Linked DNA regions of Mus musculus: region 1 is linked to region 2. A link is a loop called in an ENCODE intact Hi-C map of the cell type or tissue named here. Cell type or tissue: gastrocnemius. All regions are shown on one strand. Links, peaks and the distances in the headings refer to the core of each region. The heading gives the core; the rest is flanking DNA.

Region 1 (2,918 bases), core at 226-2,725, 47 kb after region 2:
TCTGCTGGCTTGCCCGATCCAGAGACTACATTCCCCATCAGCCCTGGCGGCCAGAGGACAGCACCTGGGGAGGGGGGCAGGGTCTTCTGCGATGTCTGCTGGGAAACGTAGTCTTATCTTGATTGGTCCCCTTCACTCCCTGCTCTCCTCCACACGTACTTGCAAAGTGGGTCAGGGGAGAAAGAGGCCGGGAGGACGTTTCTGCCTGTCTTCTGCCTTGCTAACTGGTTCCCAAGCTTCCAGGTTCTGGTTCTCTCACCTTCTGTAACATGGGGTCCTTCTGAACAAGTCTGTCTCCCCACAGTAGGCTAGCTTTTCATATTTCTTACCAGGACTTCTCTAGATTCTGGTGTATGTTGTCTGTATCTGCACTTTGCTCTGGGTGAATATGAGTGTGTGGTAACTGGGTGGAGGGTCGATCACTTGCTGACACACTGGTCAAGGGTTATTCATTGAGTATGTTACCAATGTGGTCACATCGGTCTTCTCAGAAAAAACGGTTTGCATGGCGCTCTCATGCAAAAGTTGTCTTCTCTTTTTATTTTACAGGTCTGTGCATTTTCTCTCCACCACCCCCCATGTTTGTTTCTATGTACAGCCAGCCCACCTCCGCACCCACTTCGCCCCCTAAGCTTTACAAGAAAACATCCAAACATTTTAGCATCAGCATCCCAAATTTATTCTCCAGCAGCTGTGTCTGGGTGGGAGAGGATAAAGGAAGGGGGTGGGGAATGAGAAAGTCCCAGAAAGTTGCAGGCACTGCGGAGGACAAGGGCTGTGTGTGTGTGTGTGTGTGTGTGTGTGTGTGTGTGTGTGTGTGTGATTCCGACCAAGGCTGGAGCCATGCACGGGGCAGGTGAGCATTGAGGGATTCTGGAACAAGTCTAGAACAAAAGCTGACTGAGAAAAGTAGGGGGAAAGAATTCTTGGTGCATGCCAGGAATCCCCAGAGCGTGGAAGGGAGGTGGTCTGGAACGCTGAGCCCAGACTCCCACTTAACTCTACAACTGAAGTGGAGGTAGGAGGAGCCTTGAAGGATGCGGGGAGCAGATCTGGAGTCTTAGTCTGGAGCAGGCAATCTCATGAGACTATTTTCCCCAGAATGGTCTAGGGAGAGAGAAGGCATAAACTACCAAGTGGGGTTTCTGGGAAGAGTTGGAACAGTATCCAGATGTTGGGGGTGGGGAAAATCAGGGCTCAGCACAACGGAATCTAGAACACAGAAAGGCTCTAGAGACTCTTTGAGTTTAAAATGCCAGCAATGCTGGGAAACAGCGTCTAGAACTCGTTGGGGTGCGTGAAAGAGGCCAGAAGGCTAGGTGGGTTAAGAGACCTAGAATTCGGACTAGAGAGGGTAGATGGGTGTTACAGCCGGCTTGGCGGAGGGAGCACTGGGGACACCTAGCGGCAGCAGATGAGATTACATGACAGGCACGGGCACAGGGCTTGTGGGGCTGCGGGCATCTGGGTGCACGAAGTCCGGGTTCACATAAGTAAAGCCCTGGAAATCAGCTTGGTCGATGCTGGCTAGAACCAAGCGGTCTGGCGGGGTCAGTGCTGGCGCTGCCCGCGTGAAGAACTTGTCAAAGTTTTCGCCACTGCGGCCACACTATGATACGAACGAAAGGAAAATTAAGCCCTGATAATCAAAATCTATGCACATCCCCGTGGTCTCTGTTCGTCCCTTTAGGAGCATCTCTGCAGAAGGGCCCCCCACCTCCACATACAAGTTTTGAAGCTCGGGAGCCCCAACTTCCAGGGACAGGAGTTTGGGAGGGCAACTGACCGGACGTGGTCTGAAAGGAGGTGCAATTTCCAGTCTCTCCAACCTCTCCCAATCGATCCAACGGAAAAAGCCATGAGCCCGGATGGTGGGTTCCCCATCTGGCCCTGAGCCCAGGCGTTTTCCTGGGTGCTTGGTCAGGAACTGTGGAAAGCACACAGAGAGGACCTGTCAGATAGCTCAGCGAGTAAAGGCACTTGTCACCATGTCTAATAGATGATCTGAGTTCGATCCCTAGGACCCACACGTTGGAAGGGGAAAAATTACTCCTTAACATTGTCCTTTGAACTCCACATCTGTGTTCTGATGTATATGTGTGTGCGCACACACAAATCAATAGGCTAAAAATTAAATTTAAAATGCTTTTAAAAATCAAGTGTGGTGGTAAAAGAGTCAGAGAGGGGGAAATAGAGACATAGGAAAAATCCAAAAAAGGAGGAAGAGGGGAGGAAGAGATGGGGAGAACTGAAGATCTCCTATGGGCCATGCACTTTCTTCTGCATCAACCAGGGAGAAGAAACTGAGGCTCACAGTTTGGATGACTCAGCAAGACCCATGAAGAATATGTCATGGGGATTAGGGGTAATCTGACCCATCCAGCTCTAGAGAGACAGGCCTTGCCCTTTCAACATTTCCTGCTGTGGGTCAGGGTGAGGCAGAGGCCGCTCTTGGTCTGGGATGACAGCGAGGTAGCAAAATATTGTTCAAAACGACTTTTACAGAAGATGGCTGTAGGAAGGTTTGAGTGACAGGAGCCTTTTTCTGAAAAAGATGGCCACCGAGGTATATGGGTGGTGGGTCTGAAAAAGCTGGGAGTTGGAGTTCTTACCCCTTTGCAGATGGCCACAGCTTCCCGGGAAAGTGACTTGGGATAGGTGACAGTTTGTTCCATGATGGCTTGAAACAACTCTTCCTCATCTTCCCCATCAAAGGGTGGCTTTTAAGAAGGAGGCAGAACTAAGTCAGAGGCTTGAGAGGCAGCCTTTCCCAAATGTGCATCCACCAACATCCACTTCACACAAAAGCATCCTGATAACGCATCCCCACCTCTCCCCTATGGCCAACCGCCTTGGATAAAAGCAAGAAAACGATTCCATTTTTGTTTTGTTTTGTTTTTGTTTTTTCGAGACAGGAT
Region 2 (2,918 bases), core at 175-2,674:
CCGTACGCACACCAGATGTTCATCATTTTTATCTGATTCTCAGAGGGAATTTCAATGGCTGTATTAACAACAATAAATATATAAAAGCAAGGACTAGAGAATGGCTCAGTTGGTAGAGAAGGACTGCCTAGCATGATAAAGCCCTGGGTTCAATCCCCACCACAGAATAAACCAGGCATGAAGGTGGTCCCCCCACAGTTCTAGCACTTGGCAGGTAAAAGTGAGAGGGTTAGATGTTCAAAACCACCCTTCCAAAACACAGTGAGTTTGGGACCAGTTTAGACTACAAGAGTCTTGTTTTTGTTTTGCTTTGTTTTGTTTTGTTTTTAAAGATTAGATAGATAGATATAGATAAATAGATACATGATAGACAGATAGATATAATAGATAGACAGGCAGACAGACAAATAATAATTAGATGATAGATGGGCAGACAGACAGATAATAGATGATAGATAGACAGACAGACAGAAGGCAGGCAGATTGATGAGTAGATGATAGGTATGTCAGGAGAAAGTAACAGGAAAGCAGTGGGACACTTAGGTGAACGAGTAGTGCCTGGATCCTCACTGTAATCACGTGTTAAGCCAGGAGAGTCTTTGCTCTGGATGCTTCCAACACTTCTGCAGGACCCCTAGCGATGCCACTCTGCCATCTTAACTTGTCCAGAAACTGCCTTTTTAATGGAGGCAAAACCATTAAAGGTGAGAGCCACTTGCCTCAAAGAAGAAACTGCTTAATGGTCACATTATCTGGGGATGAGGCCGAGAGTAAAAAGAATAAAAAGTAGGAAAGTCACTTGGTTTATCTTCCTTATCTTTTCTTAGTTCATTTACTTTTTGGTATCAGAAATCAGATCCATAACCTTGTGCATTCTTAGTTGTTGTTCTACCGCTTAGCCATATCCGAAGCCCTGGTACTCTGCCCTCTCAATACACTCTCAGTCCCTCACTAGCATTTCCTTGGCACTTTAATAATAATAATAGTTATTTATCTATATTCATTAAATATAAATAATATAATTAATATAACAATAAATAGTTATTTTTTGCTATACTATTATAGTAACTATTATTATTTAGGTATATGCTTGCGTCTGTATAGGTAGTAGTGTATAAATGTAGTGCCCCCAGAGGCCAGAGGAGGGCGCCAGATCCCCTGGAGTTGAAGTTACAGGAAAGGGTTGGATGACTTTGGTCATCCAAAGTGGTGAAATGAGTCATCCAACATGGGTGCCAGAAACCCAACTCAGTGTTCCGGAAGAACAGTGTGCACGCTTAACTGCTGAGCTCTCTCAGGCCCTGAAAACTTTTATTTATATATTTTGGTTTTGGTTTTTTGAGACAGGGTTTCTCTGTGTAGCTCTGGCTGTCCTGGAACTCACTCTGTAGTCCAGGCTGGCCTCGAACTCACAGATCCACCCACCTCTGCCTCCCAAGCACTGGGATTAAAGGTGTGTGCCACAATAACCTGGCTTTGTGTGTGTGTGTGTGTGTGTGTGTGTGTGTGTGTTTATACATGCCTGTGGAGGTCACAGAATAATCTCAGGTATCCCTCCTCAGGCAATTTTTACTTTTTTAAATTTATTATATATATATATATATATATATATATATATATATATATATATATATATATATATATATGAATGTTTTGCCTACATGTATGTATGTGCCTGGTGCTTTCAAGTTAGAAGAAGGTGCCAAATCTCCCTGGAACTGAAATTACAGGCATTTATGAGCCACTGTGTTCGTGCTAGGAAGTAAACCTTGGTCTCTTGCAAAAGCAGCGGGTACTCTGAACTGCTGAGCTATCTCTCCAGCCCCAGGATTTCAAGTTTGAAGCTAGACCTGACTATTCTACAAGTTTCAGTGTAGCCTAGACTCCACAGTAAGACACTGACTTGGTAAATAGACTACTTCAGGCTTACATAAGCAACTTACTTTAATGAAAAATCTCTAAGGGGTTTCAAAACAAAAGAAGCATATAAAGATGCATTATAAAATCTACTGAGGGGCTGGTGAGATGGCTCAGTGGGTAAGAGCACCCGACTGCTCTTCCAAAGGTTGGAAGTTCAAATCCCAGCAACCACATGGTGGCTCACAACCATCCAACCAATAAGATCTGACTCCCTCTTCTGGAGTGTCTGAGGACAGCTACAGTGTACTTACATATAATAAATAAATAAATAAATCTTTAAAAAAAAAAAAAATCTACTGAATGTTTGTCCTTGTAGTGGAAGGGCATGGGCTGGTGTGGTGGTGCAGGTACATCAGCCTGCCTACTTGGAAGACAAAACCATAGTAAATCTGAGGCCAGCCTGGGCTACTGGGTGAGTTCAAGGCAAGCCTACACAAATTAGTGAGACTGTGGCTCCCAAAAAAAATTTAGAAAGGACTAGATAGATAGATAGATAGATAGATAGATAGATAGATAGATAGACAGACAGATAGACAGACAGATGATAGATAGATAGATAGATAGATAGATAGATAGATAGATAGATAGACAGACAGATAGACAGACAGATGATAGATAGATAGATAGATAGACAGACAGATAGATTGATAGATGATAGATAGATAGATAGATAGATAGATAGATAGATAGACAGATAGATTGATAGATGATTGATAGATGATTGATAGATAGATAGATAGATAGACAGGTAGATAGGTAGATAGATAGATAGAGATAGAGATATATAGTTCAGATGAAAAGCCTTTGCCCAGTATGTGTGAGGTAGGTCTGGGTTCAAGTGGAGTCCCATTTCTTTGTCCTTTCTATCATCTTCATAGTGGCCTACTCTATGTTTCTTTTTTCTTTTTTTTTAAGATTTATTTATTTATTATATGCAAGTACACTGTAGCTGTCTTCAGACACACACACACCAGAAGAGGGTGCCAGATCTCATTACG

Evidence for each region. A loop is a pair of places that touch in the nucleus more often than their neighbours do. Peaks named below come from ENCODE experiments on the same cell type or tissue, not always from the same donor. Only the 100,000 strongest peaks of a DNase experiment are listed, where the experiment ranks them.
Region 1: a loop joins it to region 2, with 4 times the contacts of the local background. A loop is called at or near these places in 8 of 42 quality-filtered maps.

What each region holds. Positions count from the first base shown.
Region 1 is chr7:3,328,837-3,331,754 of GRCm38, reverse strand. Prkcg (protein kinase C, gamma) reads right to left here. Exons shown (of 18, transcript NM_011102.4): 16 at 2,613-2,720; 17 at 1,787-1,927; 18 at 656-1,609. The coding sequence ends at 1,421. Among named protein-coding and RNA genes, the nearest start is that of Cacng7, 2.5 kb to the left of the region's middle. In gastrocnemius, for the core only: a CTCF peak has its summit at 1,402; DNase peaks (open chromatin) are centred at 886, 1,406 and 1,833; H3K4me3 peaks cover 747 bases; H3K27ac peaks cover 225 bases.
Region 2 is chr7:3,375,291-3,378,208 of GRCm38, reverse strand. No RefSeq gene overlaps it. Among named protein-coding and RNA genes, the nearest start is that of Cacng8, 17 kb to the left of the region's middle. In gastrocnemius, for the core only: a CTCF peak has its summit at 1,138 (motif pointing right); a DNase peak (open chromatin) is centred at 1,146.